Linked DNA regions of Homo sapiens: regions 2 and 3 are each linked to region 1. Evidence: chromatin contacts called from ENCODE Hi-C or POLR2A ChIA-PET data. All regions are on one chromosome and are shown on one strand. Each heading gives the region's core, a stretch centred on a gene start or an enhancer-like site at or near the end of the contact. The rest is flanking DNA. Distances are from core to core; before and after follow the strand shown. Region 1 overlaps LOC105379013 (a long non-coding RNA gene). Region 2 overlaps PIK3R1 (phosphoinositide-3-kinase regulatory subunit 1). Region 3 has its middle 150 kb from the start of PIK3R1.

Evidence for each region. Hi-C counts contacts between places; a loop is a spot of excess contacts on that map. ChIA-PET counts read pairs that join two places held with the same protein, here RNA polymerase II (POLR2A). Pooled maps may share reads with other maps.
Region 2: a loop to region 1 is called in a map with no recorded cell type, with 6 times the contacts of the local background. The contact joins two enhancer-like sites. A Hi-C loop is called at or near these places in 5 of 168 maps with a recorded cell type or tissue (CD8-positive, alpha-beta T cell, naive thymus-derived CD4-positive, alpha-beta T cell, prostate gland and 1 more), 21 of 37 single-sample maps with no recorded cell type and 16 of 50 pooled maps. POLR2A ChIA-PET finds 5 or more read pairs at or near these places in 4 of 52 experiments (WTC11, activated CD4-positive, alpha-beta T cell, activated CD4-positive, alpha-beta memory T cell and 1 more).
Region 3: a map of naive thymus-derived CD4-positive, alpha-beta T cell shows a loop between it and region 1 (4-fold over the local background). The contact joins two enhancer-like sites. A Hi-C loop is called at or near these places in 1 of 168 maps with a recorded cell type or tissue (naive thymus-derived CD4-positive, alpha-beta T cell), 3 of 37 single-sample maps with no recorded cell type and 7 of 50 pooled maps. POLR2A ChIA-PET finds 5 or more read pairs at or near these places in 1 of 52 experiments (WTC11).

The regions. Positions count from the first base shown.
Region 1 is chr5:68,710,173-68,713,067 of GRCh38, forward strand. The region is part of intron 2 of LOC105379013 (a long non-coding RNA gene); the gene reads right to left. Among named protein-coding and RNA genes, the nearest start is that of LINC02198, 320 kb to the right of the region's middle. RefSeq lists an enhancer at 1,632-1,681. Within about 2 kb of position 1,424, at least 8 of the 41 ENCODE cell types and tissues checked have a DNase peak (open chromatin) inside an H3K27ac peak, as active enhancers do; they include CD8-positive, alpha-beta T cell, where a contact is called at or near this core.
Region 2 is chr5:68,274,169-68,277,063 of GRCh38, forward strand. The region is part of intron 4 of PIK3R1 (phosphoinositide-3-kinase regulatory subunit 1); the gene reads left to right. Among named protein-coding and RNA genes, the nearest start is that of PIK3R1, 60 kb to the left of the region's middle. RefSeq lists an enhancer at 994-1,043. Within about 2 kb of position 1,368, at least 5 of the 41 ENCODE cell types and tissues checked have a DNase peak (open chromatin) inside an H3K27ac peak, as active enhancers do; they include CD8-positive, alpha-beta T cell, where a contact is called at or near this core.
Region 3 is chr5:68,368,279-68,371,173 of GRCh38, forward strand. No RefSeq gene overlaps it. Among named protein-coding and RNA genes, the nearest start is that of PIK3R1, 150 kb to the left of the region's middle. Within about 2 kb of position 1,378, at least 4 of the 41 ENCODE cell types and tissues checked have a DNase peak (open chromatin) inside an H3K27ac peak, as active enhancers do.

The DNA.
Region 1 (2,895 bases), core at 174-2,673:
AATTATAAAATATTCACATAGGCCCTATTCTTAGGGCCCTATAGATTAGGTCACTTTGTGCTATGACAGTCTCTGTCCCAGAGAAATTTACAGTGCCATTTTACTGAAAATCTTTTTTCAAATATCTCAAGTAATTGGGTACACACACACACACACACACACACACCAGATACCCCTGAGAAGTGGCAGTCCTGTTGTGTAAGCTAACACAATTGGCCAGAGCATTTTCTTATGCTATCCAGTCTTTCAGTTCCCATCTCTTACCTTCTAATTATACTACCTCCTATTATAAATAAGTCTTTTTTTGTAGGGTGTCAGGAACTAGTAGACTCTTGCCAGCCCCATTAGCCATCCATATTTAGATCCTTTAATCTTTCCTCTAATCTGACTCCCTGAGTCCCCCTCCCCTTCGACTACCCCCTCTCCTTGTCCTTCTCCAAATTCCTTAAGATTCTATGCCCCTAACTCAAGCTTTACAAAATCAGAGTGATATTCCAGATGCTTGCTCACTGAGAAACTGAGAGACCAGCTGTCACCTCTGCTTTCTGTTACTCTGTGACTCAGGGTATGGTCCCAAAATAGGTCTGGCCTTTCATGCTGCCTTCTCTCATTGCAGTCTGGCTTCACCTTACCTGTCCACCATCACCCCAGTTCCCCTTTAGCATTCCTGCTTTCCAGGTTTCTCTTCCCCATGAAGTGAACATGTTTCAGTTTATTTCCATTCAAACATGAATATGCCACTGGTCAGCACTCTCAGAAAGAATGTGTCTTACTTTCACCCTGGTTTGGAATTAGCCCAAAAGTCTCCATGAACATTTCTACCAAAGGAGCTCTTATTTATAAGGCCTTCCAATCTGGAAAGAGAAAGCAAGAAAAAAAAATTATGATTTTAGACTCCATTAGTACTTCTAACAATTTTCTGGAGAAAGTAAAATAGCATTCCAGGAGGATCTGCCTCAGAAAAAAATTTGATGGGCTTATGAAGAGTGACTGTGTACCACCCTGGAGCTAAGGAGAGGAAGCTTTTCCCTACTAAAGTAAATTTCCCTGGGCTTACATGGAACGGCACAGTCATGGGCTTCATGGTGCTTTGTTGCTTGGGAACCCTGCTTTCTTCCCTCCTCCTCCCCCAGAATCTGTCCTACTCTCCCTTCTGGGAGCTCAGCTACGGCAGGTGGCAGGAAGGGTGTCCATGGGGACTGAGGAGCCCCACCCTCCTCCAGGAAAGTGCAGGGGCCCACGCTGTGCCCTGGGGAAGTCCAAGAGGCCCTCATCTCAGGAACTCCCAAGCCCACAGCACTAATCCCCACAGCTTCAAGAGGAGAGAACATTCCTATTTTAAGAGCTCCTGGGTAACGTTGTGCTCACTGAGGTCTGAGTCACTGCTCTTCTTTAAAGTTTTTGAAAGAAATCTATTTCTCAGCCATTAGCTTTGCATGTTTTTTTTTTCTGCCTCAAAGATCAATTGGTTTACCACAAAATGTAAAGAGAGTTAGTGAAGCAATGGTAACCAAGGAAGCTATGGTGTCTAGAAGTGCAATAACAGACAAGGGCAGAGCTAAGAGTTAAATAAGATCTAAAAATAAGTCACTAACTATACCCCACTTCCTGTAACATACAATACACAGGTACCTAGGAGAGAAAACCACTCACAGTTCAAAAGAACACATAAAGAACACTGCAATTAAACACAGCCCACCCTGACCCAAGTATCACCATCTCCTTAATTAACAATCTTGTAAGCAATGAGGATATTTCATTGTAAGCTTATTTGTCGTTATGATGCTTGAGAATATAGAACCACCATATCAGCCATTACAGTAATTACAAAAGAAGGTCACATCACAACCACGGCATTTGTTACCCGTTGTATAAACCACTGCAAGGTGAATGTGAGTTTTTCCACAGAGTTTGCCTGCAAGAAAAACCATGTATTTCTTCCTTATCAGCAAGCTACTGTCTAAACAATTTAATGTTTTCACATTACCATCAATAATAAAACAGCTAATGTTTATTGTACCTTTATACAATAATCCATTATTACCTCATTTAATCATTACAACAACCACATGAAGCATCCCCTTTTTACAAACAGGAAAACAGAGGTAAAAAGAGATAGAGTAACTTGACCAAACCAATCCCCGTTAATAAGTGTTGAAGTTTAATTTCAGATTTTCCTAGCTAGTCACCTCAAGAAATTAATCACATTTGATACGGTTGTTTACAATTCAAAATTTGAATGCCATCAGTTCCAACTTTATTTTAATGGCCAACTTTATCTTTCCCCCAGCTAGTTAAGCTGATTTTTCACATATGTAAATGACTTCTATTAAAATTCAGTTTGTACTCTTTTCTCAGACTTCTATATTTAATATCACATTTTGGGTGTGGCTCAGCAAAAAATGAAAGTAACTGGTTCAGAAAATAAACACCCAGTTTCCTCTTCATTCTTTTTCCTTTGAGAAAAAGAGTAGCCGGATCTAAATAGAATGACCCTGGCCCCAAGTTAGAAGTTTCCAATTCCTTGGGACTCCCTTGGTGTCTGCATTAGTTTGCTAGGACTGCCATTAATAAAGTACCACCTACTTGGCGGCTTAAACAACAAAAATTTACTTTCTCACTTCTGGAGGCTTAGAAGTTCGGCAGTGTAGCTTATTTCTGAGGCCTCCTTCCTTGGCTTGTAGATGGTTTTCTTCTCCCTGTGTCTTCACATGGTCTTCCGTCTATATGTGTCTGTCTTAATTTCCTTTTATTTTGAGGACAACAGTCACATTGAATTAGAGCCCACCCACGTGACCTTATTTAATCTTACTTCCCTCTTTAAAGACCCCATCTCCAAATACAGTCACATTCTGGGATACTGGAGGTTAAAACTTCAGCATATAAATTTGGGGA
Region 2 (2,895 bases), core at 118-2,617, 440 kb before region 1:
AACAGTGCAAACCTTTGAAATTTTTCTCCTGAGTTGGGCTGCAAGTGTGTGCACGCCTCCCTGCAGGCATGTTGGTCATCATCATAGCCATCAGGCCCTGGGTCCTGCAGAGGAGAGAAACCACCTCTTGGTGTTTCTCTCGCTCTGTGTATCTACCATCTTTCCTTGACCCTGAATTTGGCTACATCTAATTCATCTGAATCAATTAAAAAATATTTTTAAGCCTATGTCACTTAAGAAATGTCTCTTCTGACATCCTTTTTCTTTTATTACCTTTCCCTTCCATTTTCCTTTTCCGTTTCCCTTTCTTTCTGGCTTGCCTTCTTTCTTTTTTTGTGTTGAGTGCATTAAGTAACATCACGATATTGTTATGTTCAGTGGTGTGCTGATAAACCAACTCTCTAGGAAGAAAAAGGCCCTGGTTTGTAGCATCTGCCCATTTTTGTGGCATGAATATTCCCACCGGGGCTTATTTCAAGCTAACCAACATGATGTCACTGGATGTGGAATTGGGAAGAATTGAGGACAGTTTGTTAAATAACACTAATTAATTTAGCCAAGAGGGCTTTAGTACCCCAAACACCCACTCCCTCCTTTGGCATAGATGAAAAACTACAAATCAATTTACTTGCCAGCATTCCAGCAAGTCATCTTCTTATAAATCTTTCAAGATCCTTCATTCCCTCATAACGCTTAAAAAAATTATATACTGCCTCACATCATTTTAACTGAAATTAGGTGTTTAAGCCAAAAAGAGTGAAACTCAGTTTTGGACTCCGTCAGAGGTATAATTGTACAAAGAATGCCCACATGACAGTAAATGAGAATTTGAAGCATGAGGCAGTTTCAAAATGAGGCAACTTCTGAGACTTTTAGAAAAGAGGTTTTTTTGGAGAAAAGGAGGAGACTAGACCTTTATCAGTATCAGTAAATTCTTACACTTGAAATGTTCTGACCAGATGTTTCAAAAGTTAAAAAAATGTTTAACTCCATTTTTCCTTTGTACATGGAAATCAGTTGCATGCGAACAGAGCATATCCTCTTTGCTGCTCTGCCTCCTGCACTTCCCACAGAGCAGGTCATTAGAAGTTAACATGCAGAACACTCAAGGTGAAAAGGCTTGTTTTTCGGTGTTTCTGACAGCTTTATCAGGGCTTTAAGGAAACGCTGAATTTTGTCCTTAGCCAATTGAAATGAAGACACATGTTTGGGTCAGAAAATTGGTCAAATTATGAACACGTTTAGTCACAGGAAGAGTTTAGACATCAGAGCCCGATGAAGTGGAAGTTATTTGAGAAATAGTGGTTAGGTTTATAATGTGATCAACACAAAATGATGCAGTTTAGTTATTTAAAAAAAAAAAAAAACTCTTCACACCACTCGTGAGATAGAGTCAACAACCAAGATTCACGTCAATGGTACATTTTGACCAACAGGTTTCCTTCCCCAGTGAGATCAAAACACATAGAAAACTGGTTTCATTTGGAGTCTGTGCTAAAAAAAAGTGAAATTTGTGCCCCACCCCAAAAAATATAAATAAATAAATGATGTCCAAACTTGGGAGTGGATCTGCCAGATCTGTTTCCAACTCAAAGATTTTTCAATACATAAAAACATTGTATAATATCCTGGAGGAAGCTCCAAAATAGTCACTTACACCTAAAAAAAAAAATTATGGCTTTTAACTAACCTTGTGAATTACCAGTCTTTGAAAAGGACAGACATGGCAGACAATAGCCCACTTTTATTAGCACCTGTTATGCTAGTTCATCCATACATTAACTTTGTGATGTATGTCCTAGTAACTTTAACTCACCAGAAAAGAAAGCTGACCCTCAGGTAAATAATTTCTTTCACATTTTTCAGTGCCTTAGTGGCTAATTTTTCTGACTCCAAAAGTCCTTGATTTTTTTCTCTTTTTTAATTTTGCCCTAAAATGAATTGTTTCTTTGTCTCATGCAAGTTTTAATGATTCAGATTTTCACCTGACAGTTTTTGGTTTCATTTAACCTAATTCAGGCTTTCTTAGCCTTGGTACTATTGACATTTTAGGCTGGATAATTCTTTGCTGGAAGAGTGGGAGCTTGTCCCGTGCATTGTGGGAAGCTTAGCCACATCCCTAACCTCTACCCATGAGGTGCCAGCAGCATTCTCCCCCAGTTGTGACAATCAGAAATGTCTCCAGACATTGCCAGATGGCTCATGGCAGAGGGCAGGATCCCACTCCCACTGGGAACCACTAACCTAGGGAGAGACCTAAGGAAGAGGAGACTCCATTCCAGGGGGAGGGAGGGAGGAGTGAAGGGTTGGAGAGTTTACTGGGTACCTGTCATGAGTAGACTCAGTGAAAAGTGAGGTAGGAGAGAATGCAAACACCTCCAACCCAGACCTAAAGATTATGTAGCTCTTCAAAAGTCATCGCATGACAGGTAGGAATAGCTAATGGAAGAGCACGTTAGGCCAGTTTCAATGCAGAAAAGGATTCTTAGAGAGCAGAAGTCAGATAAATAGAACAGACTTTGTCACTAGCTCTAGTAGAATTTGACATAAGGTAAGGTTACCCAAAGACCTGCATAGGATAATTTTATTCATATACTATGAAAGTTCTTTTGATATACCTCATGTGTTGGAAAAGGGCTTTGATGAATTAACTTCACTTGTGGATTGAGCCTTCTAGTTCAATCCACAAACATTTAACACGTTGTATGTGCTGGACACTGAGGGATGCCAGAAGAGCAGGTGACAGCCACAGTCCCTGCCCTTGACGTACCTCGGTCTAGTAGGGAAACACATAATCCCACACTATGATTATACTCCTTGGGAAGTGTCTTGTTAGAGGGGTGGCTCATTAGCACTGCAGAAGCACAGAGGGAAACCCTGCCTGAGGGAGGGATG
Region 3 (2,895 bases), core at 128-2,627, 340 kb before region 1:
TGGCAACACGTGCAGGTAGAGGTGTCAGCCCAGCAGTTCGTGTTGGATATTCTTCAAACAGTAACTGCTTTTAAACTTGCTGTCTCAGTGTGTGGATGGGTGCTCTGGGAAGACACAAAGAATGTGTTGGATACTTTGTCCTTGAGAAGTTCAGAAGATAATAGCAGCACAGGGACACCCACACATGACTAATAAGGACATGTAAAACCCAAACAAATCAAACAGAAACCACAGGCACATACTTAGGGAAGGGATGAATAATTGGAGAAAGGAGGCAAGTCATGGAAGGTGAAGGTAGAACTCGAAGAAGCTCTGAGCACGAGCACACCACCGGAGCCAGAAAATGACCTGGACTATTCCATGTGCATATCTAGTTGTCCAAAAAGGGCATTCCCATCTTGAGAATGCAAAACCAGTCACTGATGTCATTATATGATGTTTACTTATTGTCAGCCATATTCTAGGCATTATGGCAGTGGTCAGAAACCCTTTGCTCTTAAGGATCTCACAGACCTGTGGGTGAGAGAGATGTACCAAGTCATTACACTATAACACAAGAAATGCTGAGATACGAGTATGCAGATGCAGAGAACAATATAGGTGCACATAGCAGGGTCTAACACAGCCTGAGGGGGCAGGGCTGGCACCCTAGAGAGGAGGAAGCTGGAGGTGTACTTTCAAAGCAAAATAGAAAGATTGATTCATTTATCCATCACTGTCCATTCACATGCCAAGTTTCCCAGGTCTCCTGGGCAGCACCAGCAGAACAGAGAAGTGTGTAGGTGTGGAGTACCACTCAGGGTGGGCACTCTAATGCGGCTCCCCAGGCTTGATCCTGGAAACAGGCCAGAGAATTTTGAATCACCTTTTATTTATTTAGTCATTCATTCTTTTTTTTTTTTTTTTTTTTTTTGAGAGAGAGAAGCATAACAGAGCATTTATATCTTAACTGTTGTATTTTTTGTATGTTGGCTGGCTTCCAGAATAACCTGACTAAATAGACTCACCAGCCTTTAGAGCAGGCCCTCCAAGGAATCCTTCTCCTGTGCTGATGTTCCTAAAAGTCTTCTCTACCAGGAAAATGAAAGGAAAGCTGACCTCATAAAGTTGTTAAGACAAGGGTTTATTGCTGTTGTTTGTTTGTTTTATCACTGTTAAGGTCTCCTATCTTTAAAAAATCAATTTTTTGTAATTTTTTAAATGTCTGATTATGGTAAAAAAGACACACACATAGCAAAAGGTACTGTCTTCCCTATTTTTAAGTGTACAGTTCAGTACTGTTAAAGACAATCACATTGTTGAACATCCCATTTTTAGAACATCCCATTTTTAGAACTTTTTTATTTTTCAAAACTGAAACTACATATACGTTAAACAACTCCCCACTTTCCCCTCCCCCCAGTCCCTGTCAACCACCATTCTACTTTCTGTTTCTACGAATTGGACTATTCTAGGTACCTCGTATAAGTAGACTCATACAGTATTTGTCTTTTGGCGACTGGCTTCTTTCATTTAGCGTAATGTTTTCAAGGCTTATCCGTGTTGTAACATTTGTCAGAATTTCCTTCCTTTTTAAAGCTTGATAATATTCCATTGTATGCACATTCTGCATTTGGTTTATCCATTCATCTGTTGATGAATGAGTGCCTTTTGCCTCTTGTCTACTGTACATAATGCTGCTGTGAACATGGGAACATGGGAGTGCAGATGTCTTCTCAAGATCCTGCTTTTAATTCTTCTGGGTGTATAAAATGTGGGATCGCTGGATCACATACTTCTCTTTGAATTCTTTGAGGAGCCCCCACAATGTTTCCAAAGTGGCTACACCATTTTTCATTTAGGGCTCCCTTCTTTTTAAAGGAGGAGTTCATAACTTCTGATATCAGTCAGGGCTGAGCGGACTCTCTGAGCTTCTGAACCCCCTTTGCCTCCAGAGCTGGTCAAGGCTCATCTTTCCATTGGTCCTCAGTGGAGAAAGAGGCAGCTGTCCTCACATACGGACACCGTTAATGGACAAGGTAATAATCTTGCAGAGTAATTGCACCATAATGTGAGGTCCAAGCATAGAATGAACTCACCTACCCAGCAGCATTTCTCTTGCTTGATTGCCAGCTGATATCTGTTTCTGCCAGAGAAGTCTGTCCCTGTGTCTGGGAACCCTGCTCCATTTGAGAGCTTGCTTCAGCTATGTCATGCCCTTAGCACTGATGATATCATGACCCTTGATTTCCAGTAGGATCTCATTAAATTTCCTTTTTGCTGACCCTCCAAGGCTGACCCCTACCTATCTCTACTACTGCCACAGCATCTGTGATGACATTAATGTCCCTGGAGGGAGATTCCTCTTCGCCTTAGAAATGCCATTTTAGAAACCCTTGAGTTATGCCCTGGGAAGGAGGAAGGAGCTCTGCCATCAGGATGAATTAGGCCTTCTTTACCTGGGGGGAGGGGAGGCAAACGAATTAAAAGCTAGAGAAACATGAGATATCTTTCCCCAACAAATGCCAAAAGGCTGAGAATCTCATAATGTTAGACATCTTTTAGAATGGGATACTTTATAGGACAATTCAGGGTTTGGGGCCTTTCAAAAATGGCACATTTGCCCATGTAATCTGATCAATGCAAGAGGAAATAGCAGACCTGGAGGTTATGCTGAATTGCCAGAGAATTTTGTACCTGGGACGCTCAAAGACATCTCAGTCTGGCCCACCTTTCTGACAAGTCAGACCTGACAGTTTCCAAGACAGCTCATCCTTCAGTTGAGGCCTCGTAAAACCAGGTTAGAAACTGACCCACTCACACAATCTTTTAGAACCCACAGCAGCAAGTTTGAAATAGGCAAATTGTTATGCTTTTCCTGATCCTGGGGGCTCTGTATACACTGTATCTCACAAA